Regions from separate parts of the Homo sapiens genome. Here region 1 is linked to region 2. Evidence: chromatin loops called from intact Hi-C (ENCODE). Cell type or tissue: A673. All regions are shown on one strand. Region 1 overlaps IVNS1ABP (influenza virus NS1A binding protein). Region 2 overlaps TPR (translocated promoter region, nuclear basket protein).

Region 1 (5,000 bases), 1.1 Mb after region 2:
TATCCTACCTTCTGACACATTAAATTAGTTTGGCTATGCTTGAAAAAATTTATATAAATGGTCATATAGTATATATTTTTATTTGGCCTTTAGCTCAAATTATGTTTTTGAGGGACAAGCTATAAAGCAGTCGACTCAGCCCAGACTAAGGAATGCTTTTCTTTAAAAATCAGAGGGTAAGTGGTAGACTTAGTAGTAGCCTATATGGTTACAAATTATCAGGTGTTAGCTCTCTCAGGTGTCCTGTGGCAACAGTGAGTGAATATTTCTAAAAGTTTTGGAATTTGAATTAGTTGAGAACCTATGTTTGTGCATTTTGAATATATTGAGGATATTTTCCCCCTTAACTCTAAACATTTTGAGTTAACATTTTAAAAGTACATTTTCAACATGCAGAGGTTGAGTGCCCAATAAGTGGCAGGCCATAATGTTCGGTATGGCAACACAAAAATGTGTAAGAGACAGTTTCTGCTTGTAGGACCTTCTAAGAGTGGGCAAAACAATACAGGCTTATAAGAGGTAGCTACGAAAGGCCTAAAGGAGAGGACACAGTGAGACAGGAGAGAAGCCAGGGATATTTCACACAAGAGGTAACTTTTGAGCAGTGTTAGGATTTAGAGGAGTCTGCATAGCAGATAAAGGGAGAGGTGTTAGCAAAGAGTATCTGTGAGGATGATACTCTTGGAATTGCAGGTCATAAGACTGGGAAAGTAGGTAAATGCTCCCTGAATGGGGCTTATACTTTATCCTATAGGCAGTGGGAAGCCTTAGGTAAGAATACAGTGATACGAAAGTTTTGCATTCACTTTAGTAATGGTGAAAAACTGGGGAACAGTCTATTAGGTGGCAGTCTTTGGGCTGGAATATCCCAACTGATTTCTGGTTTTATTTTCTAAAATTGTTGCCTTGGACCCTTCCTATTTTTATAACCAGACACAGAAAATCAATAAAAGTTTGAGCCCAGTTTATAGACTATTGCCAGCAGTAGTTCAGGTTTTAAAAAAATGATGAGGGATTAATCTAGGGGCATGAAGGAGAAAGGATAGATTTTTTATTTATGTCTATATATAAATAGACATTTATATTTACAAAGGTTGACTTAGCAGGCCTTAGTGATTGCTTAGCAAGATTAGGGAAAAGAAAGAATTTGAGAATAAGTGGGATTCTGACATGTGTGACTCATTAGAATGTGATGCCATGAATAGAGATCATGAAGAGGATGCGAGGGACACATGTTAGACTTCAGGAATAGAAAAAGGAGGTTGAGAAGAAGCCATTAGAAAAGTCAGAGGACAATAAGAATCTAATCATGTTGTAAAAGCTACCTAAGGTAGGAGAAGAAAGTTTGAAGGAGGACTAAACACTGTCAAGTTCTCTGGGAGGTCATGTAAAATAAGGTTTAGGGATATATTCTTTACATATAAAGGATTTAATCAGCATTTCTATATTAGGCTTGTTATTAGGCATTGCTTTTGGGCCTTTCTCTTTCACAGTCATTTTCTCTTAATTATAGTTTGTACATTAGAACAGTTTTTTTACTTCAGTACAGCCTCAATGTAAGCATCATCCATTTGTGATATTTGGATCCCTTCTTCCCATAGGTTGGGATGAGGTTTTATGTACCTTGTAATTCATAATAATAGATAAGGTTAGATAAGTCTAACCTTATTTTTTATTCTTAATATTCATAGTATAAAAGTGATATGAAAGATGCATTCACAACTTTAGTAACAGTGGAAAACAGCCTGTCATAGTGTAAATCTGTTTTATAGTATGACATAACTTGTCATAGTATAAAAAGGATGGGGTTTATCTTCATAATTCCTAATCTTTATTTTAGTTGTATTGCCTTGGGCAATGCATATCTTCTTGAGTTTCAATATTTTTATCTATAAAATGGGTAGATAATATCACCCTCACTGGACTAAAAGAGATGATGTAAATAAAGTACCTAGTAATACCTAGGTACATAGTAAACATCTAAGTGGAATTTAATCATAACCATTGATAATGATACATTCCCTGCCTTTTCTCAAAATAGCCTACGTATGTTGTAACCACACTCAGGCCTAACTTTTGATATAGCTTTTTCTTAATAGCTTCAAGTAGCTAGCAAAATCTTTTTCTCAATTACTTGTTATATGGCTTTTTGCTTCCACTAGCAACAGAAATTTCCATTAGAAATTTTACCTATCCATGTGTTCTGGCCATCTGGACCAGCACAAGTGGGATGAGCAAACTAGGCCAGGTGCTGAAGTTGCTACCTGTTCATTTGGCAGTTCCTCTCAGAGTAGTCTTTACTCTTCCAATTCCATATGATCATATCCTTTGGAAGTGGCAAAGGCTAAAGTAATTGGAAGGAAGCCATCAAGGAAAACTCATACATGAGAACACATGTGTAAAGTAGTTCTCTTACAATCATTTGGAAATTGGCAGCTTTGTTCATTTCTCCCTCTTTAGTATTCCTGTATATTCTACTTTTGTGAATATTTGGTTGTTTTTAGTAATGTTTCATTTCTGATTACTATTTTCTTGTGTTTTGATGTAATTTTGTCTAGAAAACCACTCTATAATACCTATAAGGTAATCCTAAAGAAATATTCTTTAAGTGTTTCTTGTAATTGCCACTTTTTTCCTGTCAAGTACTTTCAGAGAAACTGGATGAATCTATATCTGCTTACGTTTTGCTGGCATTGTATGAAGGATACCTGTACATATGATTTAGTTAGGTTTGACAATTTCATGAAAATAGTGGGTTAAATGTATTCTCTGTTAATTCACACTATTTTAAATTTATAGCATTCTTTTAAAAGATTCTATACTTAATATAAAAATAATTATAGATTGGTTTTTTCTTCTGCTGAGGTCTTGATTTGCAACATGTTTTTCAAATTGTTAAAACTGAGCTTTTTCTTACCTAGGCTAATTGTGTAGGCGTAGTTGTCTCATCATTGAGTGGAGATGGAAGTATGCCAGTAATTTGTGTCATTTGGAAAGTGTTGGCTTGAGTTAAAGTTAGTGTCCTATAAATGTCATATATAGGTGAAGGATACTCAGTGTTGTGGAATAGCTCAGGAACAAAGGTACATCAGATGTGGTCTTTGGCTAGGTTTCTGTAGCTACCTTTTGATTTTGCAGAAAAAGCCACCACGTGAGAATGGCCATAAGCAGATAAGTAGCAGTTCAACTGGATGTCTCTCTTCTCCAAATGCTACAGTACAAAGCCCTAAGCATGAGTGGAAAATCGTTGCTTCAGAAAAGACTTCAAGTAAGTATATGACACTTGCCAGATTGTTTTCAGCTTACCTATTTTTAAGAAGGAGTGTTGCCAATTTAATACCTCTTAAATTGACTACTCGAGGAAAAAACTCAGAAGCAATTAAATTTGGAAAACGAGAGCAGATTGTTCCAGTCTGGGATGTGGAGACTGGAGTCCAATTCAGGATCATATACACAAACCAAAAGTAATAATTACATCTTAAACATGGAACTCTTGTGCTTACAGATAACACTTACTTGTGCCTGGCTGTGCTGGATGGTATATTCTGTGTCATTTTTCTTCATGGGAGAAACAGCCCACAGAGCTCACCAACAAGTACTCCAAAACTAAGTAAGAGTTTAAGCTTTGAGATGCAACAAGATGAGCTAATCGAAAAGCCCATGTCTCCTATGCAGTACGCACGATCTGGTCTGGGAACAGCAGAGATGAATGGCAAACTCATAGCTGCAGGTAAGAACAGAAGCATTCAACTGGCTAAGCATGTAGATGGGCATTTTTGTGACATGCAAACTTTCAAAGAGAGGGTTTAATATGCCATCTTTCACGGCAATCCAATAAGATAGGGAAATAACAATACTATTGAATATGGCTAACCTTCAGTTCAATGTCTGTATCTAATTTTTAAAAAAATTATGTCATGGCTAAATTTTTCTAATATTCAAGCCAAGACTAAGCAGTTTATTTGTACTGATAATGCGATTTTTCAGCTATTACAAGCACTTAGTTAAAAGATCAACTAAGGCATCCTTAAAAAGTTTTAATACTTTTTCTCATTGTGCAGATTTCTTAAACTTACAGGACTGGAAACCGTGGTCCAGTTTAATATTTTAAACATAAATCTTTATGGTTTTATTTTTTACCAGGTGGCTATAACAGAGAGGAATGTCTTCGAACAGTCGAATGCTATAATCCACATACAGATCACTGGTCCTTTCTTGCTCCCATGAGAACACCAAGAGCCCGATTTCAAATGGCTGTACTCATGGTAAGCGCATTATGTTGCAGGAGCAACCCCTATTTAGCTTTTTCCTCGTAACTTCAGGATGTTAGAAATTCTCATCTCTCACTTTTGGCATAGGGCCAGCTCTATGTGGTAGGTGGATCAAATGGCCACTCAGATGACCTGAGTTGTGGAGAGATGTATGATTCAAACATAGATGACTGGATTCCTGTTCCAGAATTGAGAACTAACCGTTGTAATGCAGGTAATAATAGTTTTCTCCTGAGATATCCAGTATTTAAATATGATAATTAAATTATCAATATGTAACTTTATTTTATACTTACATAGGAGTGTGTGCTCTGAATGGAAAGTTATACATCGTTGGTGGCTCTGATCCATATGGTCAAAAAGGACTGAAAAATTGTGATGTATTTGATCCTGTAACAAAGTTGTGGACAAGCTGTGCCCCTCTTAACATTCGTAAGTTGATTTTTTTTCCTTTTTTTTTTTAAAGACCTTCAAATCAACAGTATGTGTAGTATACACTTAGAGTCTGGGAGATGTAGCAATAATCTTGACTTGACTTTTCTTGTAGGGAGACACCAGTCTGCAGTCTGTGAGCTTGGTGGTTATTTGTACATAATCGGAGGTGCAGAATCTTGGAATTGTCTGAACACAGTAGAACGATACAATCCTGAAAATAATACCTGGACTTTAATTGCACCCATGAATGTGGCTAGGCGAGGAGCTGGAGTGGCTGTTCTTAATGGTGAGTGT
Region 2 (5,000 bases):
AGCCTGCCTAGAAATAATAATATTGTTTGACCATAGGTAGAACTCCTTTTTTATACCATTTCACAATTTGGCGTGTCTCTATATGCATTATTTTGTTATTGCTCATTTGCTTATTAGAAGTGTTAATGAAATTCATAAAGATTTTTTCCTTTTAAGAGATACTGATGGAAAAAGAGGTTATACTCTGAATGTTTTGCCTTATGGTACAACTATTAACATTACTGAGGGAAATTGTCAAGATTTCTTGAACAAGTTTTATGGAGGAAATTCAGTTAAATGAATTTATATCTACTCTTCTAAACTGATAAATTGTTTCCCTTTTGTTGGAAAAGAATATAAATATATCCCTATTTCAAAATTAAATCTCTGTTGCTGTTATAATTTAGAAGTCAGTTTAAATCCAAGTACTTTATTATATCAGCTGGTTTTTTTCTTCTTCATCAAGTGAAGTCTAGCAGTCCCGCCTGCCTGAGAATATTGACTTTTTTACCAGCAGTGTAGTTTGCAAGAGAGCCCTTGGATCCAATTAGATCTTCCTTGAATTTTTCTCTCTGTTGAAAGTGAGGGTTTTACCTGAAGCTTGTTATTGTCTGAATGAGAAATAACATATTCAAATTTATACAAAACTTCTTTTTTAGTGGCTACAATATTATGTAGGATTTTATTTAGTGTATAAGTTGATTACTGGTGGTGTTTGAGTATTGTATGTCTTTATTACTTGTATAAATCCTAGAAGGAAGTACAAAATTTTCACTTGAATTTACATTTTAAAGGAGATTCAGCGATTGCAGGAGGACACTGATAAAGCCAACAAGCAATCATCTGTACTTGAGAGAGATAATCGAAGAATGGAAATACAAGTAAAAGATCTTTCACAACAGGTTAGAATTTTTTTGTTTGTTTTCCTACTTTTAAAAACCTGACTGCCCAGTAATCTTTGAATCTGTTTGAAGGTACCTAAGATAGAACTACCATGTATGAAATTCTAATTAATTAGGAATAGTACTCGAGCAGAGTTGCACCCCCATTGTTTCTTTTCATAGCCCCTCCCTTTTTTCAAATGTTTGATAAATTTTTAAATTATACGTGTTGGTTGTAATAAATGAAGAAATAATTCAAAGATAAATAAAAGCTTTCTCCAATTTCTACCCCTCTACCCTCTGAAGTCCCAAAGTGTAGCTAAGTTAACAGACAGTTGTGTATTTTTTTCACATCCTTCTCTGTATGTGTATATACATGAGCATATATAAACATATGTAAGAATTATTTGATTTTACTGAAGTAAGACTGGACTGTATGCATTACTCTGACACTTAACAAGCAAATCAATAAATTAATGTCTCATTCATATATTTTACCCTAATTTGTGTGTGTGTACATCCACGCAATGCACAAATGTAAAAATTTCACATGAATGGCATTATATATATGCTTTTTGTTTAAATGTCTATTTTTCATGCTCTGCCCTATCATATATACAAAAGCACACACAAAAAAATAGATATTTGTGGGTTTTATTTGATCACTGTTTTACAAAACTGGAGCCATGTTTTGGGAATTGTAATTTGGCTACTTTGTAATAAGTAATAGCCTTCAATACATACTTAAAAGTAATTTTATTCTATTAAAATTTGATTGTTTAGATTTTAATATCCAAGGATGCTTTATTTTTAAAGATAATTTGAGGCAGTACAAGTTGAAGGTTTTATAAGTAATGTTTTAATTTGAAAACTTTCATTCTAAACTTGTCCAGAATTGTAACTAATACTATTTTATAACATATTAAAACTTTGTTTTTAGATTAGAGTGCTTTTGATGGAACTTGAAGAAGCAAGGGGTAACCACGTAATTCGTGATGAGGAAGTAAGCTCTGCTGATATAAGTAGTTCATCTGAGGTAATATCACAGCATCTAGTATCTTACAGAAATATTGAAGAGCTTCAACAACAAAATCAACGTCTCTTAGTGGCCCTTAGAGAGCTTGGGGAAACCAGAGAAAGAGAAGAACAAGAAACAACTTCATCCAAGTAAGTAGTCACATACCTCAGCTTGTTGAGCAAACATTTATGAAAACCTCAGCTAGGCTCAGTGTCTCATGCCTGTAATCCCAACGTTTTGGGAGGCCTAAATGGGGTATCATTTGAGCCCAGGAGGTCGAGACCAGCCTGGACGACATAGTGAGACCATGTCTCAAAAAAAAGTAAAAAATTAGCTGGGTGTGGTGGCACATGTCTATAGTCCCAGCTACTCAGGAGACAGGCTGAGGTGGGAGGATCACTTGAGTCCAGGAGTTTGAGGCTGCAGTGAAGCATGATCATGCACCACACTCTAAGTGGGACGACAGGGTAAGACCCTGTTGCCCGCAAAAAAAATCTATGTGTTCCTAACAGTGCTAGATACTTGGGATATAGTGATATAGGGAGGAAAGAATTGAGCAACAATACCAAACAAAAAATTTCTACTCCAAGACCTCAGGTTATGGGTAAGACAGATGTAATAAATAGATAATAAAATAGGCAAGTAGACAATTTGCATTCACTGTGATTAGTGCCTATCTGTGGGATCATAGCGGTAGAGGACTTGTCCTAGATTTCAGGGAGCAGACCGGCTTCATGGAGAACCTGGAGAACCTATGTAAGAATTAGTCAGAGGTTTTTTCAAAATACATGTATAATGTCTTCTAGAAGAGGAAGAATGGCTAAGAAAGCAAGAAGACTAGAGTTTGGAGTGAGTGGAACTGATTTAATTTTTACAAACAAATTTTTCAGATTGCATTGGTAAGTATAAGTACCTGAGTCCTGTGTGGTGGGGATTTAAAAAGTAGTTCATAAAATACTCAGCATGAAAAAAAATAATGAGAGAGACAAAAATGGTATGATGAATGGTAGGCAAAGATGCTTGGTTAATTACAGTAGAAATTACAATCAGTTAACTCTCAGTTCAGTCCTGTGAATTAGGCCGACTTTTTCTACAGAATCACTGAGCTTCAGCTCAAACTTGAGAGTGCCCTTACTGAACTAGAACAACTCCGCAAATCACGACAGCATCAAATGCAGCTTGTTGATTCCATAGTTCGTCAGCGTGATATGTACCGTATTTTATTGTCACAAACAACAGGAGTTGCCATTCCATTACATGGTAGGTTTTTATAAAGTTATTTTAAGGAATAATTTAGAAATGTATATTAAGGGATTAATTTTGCAACATAAGCAATAGCCACTCTAATGATGGTAGCTTCAAATTTGACTACCATATATAATTGCTTATAACATCCCATCAACTGTAAAACATACCATTATTTTATGTATTGCTAAAAAGAAATGCTTTCTATTGTTGAAAAAGGTGCATTTCAGAATCAATGAATTACAGTATTTATTTTGGTTATGTTTTAATGACCAAAACAGATATGTTTTAATAAAACATAAATATGGATTATGTTTTAACCCATAAATACTGAATTATCTCTAATAACCATCAAAAAATCTTAATACATTGTTTAGTAGATTCCTTATTTAAAAACTCCTATAATCTTATTGTTTCATTTCAATAAGTTTAGCTTGTTTATTTGATAATAGTGTATTTGCAAAGAAGCATTAGATTAAAGCTGATTTATGAAAGCCAACAAAGCATTTTATTAGTCTTTACTTTCCTGAAGCTTCAAGCTTAGATGATGTTTCTCTTGCATCAACTCCAAAACGTCCAAGTACATCACAGACTGTTTCCACTCCTGCTCCAGTACCTGTTATTGAATCAACAGAGGCTATAGAGGCTAAGGCTGCCCTTAAACAGGTAAAGATCACACCTTTGTCCTGGGTTAGGTTTTTAGAGAACACAGTGTTACCTTCTCATAATCTCCAATATTTAGTTGCAGGAAATTTTTGAGAACTACAAAAAAGAAAAAGCAGAAAATGAAAAAATACAAAATGAGCAGCTTGAGAAACTTCAAGAACAAGTTACAGATTTGCGATCACAAAATACCAAAATTTCTACCCAGCTAGATTTTGCTTCTAAACGGTAAGTTTTCTTTTGTTTCAAATTAATTAAGTCTAAATGTTATACTTTACAATTCAAATCATTTAAATTCAAGAGCTAATTTGCAATAGTGTTGCTTTTTTTGTGAACTGTGTTCCAGAATGAGAACCTCTGGTAGTTCATTTTTTTCATATTGATTAATGATTCTCTAGGCAGTGCTAAGGGTTTAGCTTGTTTGATAAGTTGAAGCCAGGCGCAGCAGCTCACGCCTGTAATCCCAGCACTTTGGGAAGCCGAGGCAGGTGGGTCATTTGAGGGCAGGAATTCAAGACCAGCCTGGCCACCATGGTGAAACCCCATCTCTACTAAAAATACAAAAATTAGCTGAGCGGCAGTGTTGCATGCTTGTAATCCCAGCTACTCAGGAGGCTAAGGCAGGAGAATCACTTGAGCCCAGGAGGCAGTGGTTGCGGTGAGCCAAGATTGGGGCCACTGCACTCCAGTCTGGGCAAGAGAGTGAGATTCTGTCTCAAAAAAATAAAATAAAATAAAAATAAGTTGAAGTTCATGTGAGGAATGTTGGTAGTTTACCTTCCTAAGATTAAAGGACTTGTTTCGGTAGGACTTAATTCTTTTAAAAATGCACCAGATGATGAGAGAAATGAGAGCAAATTTTATTCCACCTTTTCTATTCTAGGTAGAAGAGAAGCAAGTGCTATGTAGTTTTAGGAGAATTAATTTTCTTGGTCACATCCAAAGAAATAATAAATATTTCATGATTATTTGTTATTAAATTCATTGAATGCTTGTTAGTTTAGTTTGTTAGGACAATATTTATTTTTATATAGTACATGATAAAACTGTTTCTGTTTTATAGCAGGCAGGATATATTGCAGGCAGTTACCCCTATACATCTAATAGTTCAGCAACCCCAATTAAAGCACTTCTTTTTTCTCTGTTGATACCTCTAGCCAGCCATTATGTCAGCTTTCAAGCACATAAGAAAATAAAACTGAGGATTATAGAAG

The links. A loop is a pair of places that touch in the nucleus more often than their neighbours do. Peaks named below come from ENCODE experiments on the same cell type or tissue, not always from the same donor. Only the 100,000 strongest peaks of a DNase experiment are listed, where the experiment ranks them.
Region 1: it touches region 2 in a loop (11-fold over the local background); 4 of 110 quality-filtered maps call a loop at or near these places.

What each region holds. Positions count from the first base shown.
Region 1 is chr1:185,299,702-185,304,701 of GRCh38, reverse strand. IVNS1ABP (influenza virus NS1A binding protein) reads left to right here. Exons shown (of 15, transcript NM_006469.5): 9 at 3,139-3,268; 10 at 3,506-3,730; 11 at 4,144-4,265; 12 at 4,359-4,485; 13 at 4,572-4,703; 14 at 4,819-4,992. Among named protein-coding and RNA genes, the nearest start is that of IVNS1ABP, 15 kb to the left of the region's middle. In A673, no CTCF peak of the experiment used is centred here; no DNase peak of the experiment used is centred here; H3K27ac peaks cover 1,334 bases.
Region 2 is chr1:186,354,424-186,359,423 of GRCh38, reverse strand. It overlaps TPR (translocated promoter region, nuclear basket protein), which reads left to right. Exons shown (of 51, transcript NM_003292.3): 13 at 774-881; 14 at 1,801-2,027; 15 at 2,975-3,138; 16 at 3,656-3,789; 17 at 3,866-4,014. Among named protein-coding and RNA genes, the nearest start is that of TPR, 18 kb to the left of the region's middle. RefSeq lists an enhancer at 3,579-4,778. In A673, no CTCF peak of the experiment used is centred here; no DNase peak of the experiment used is centred here.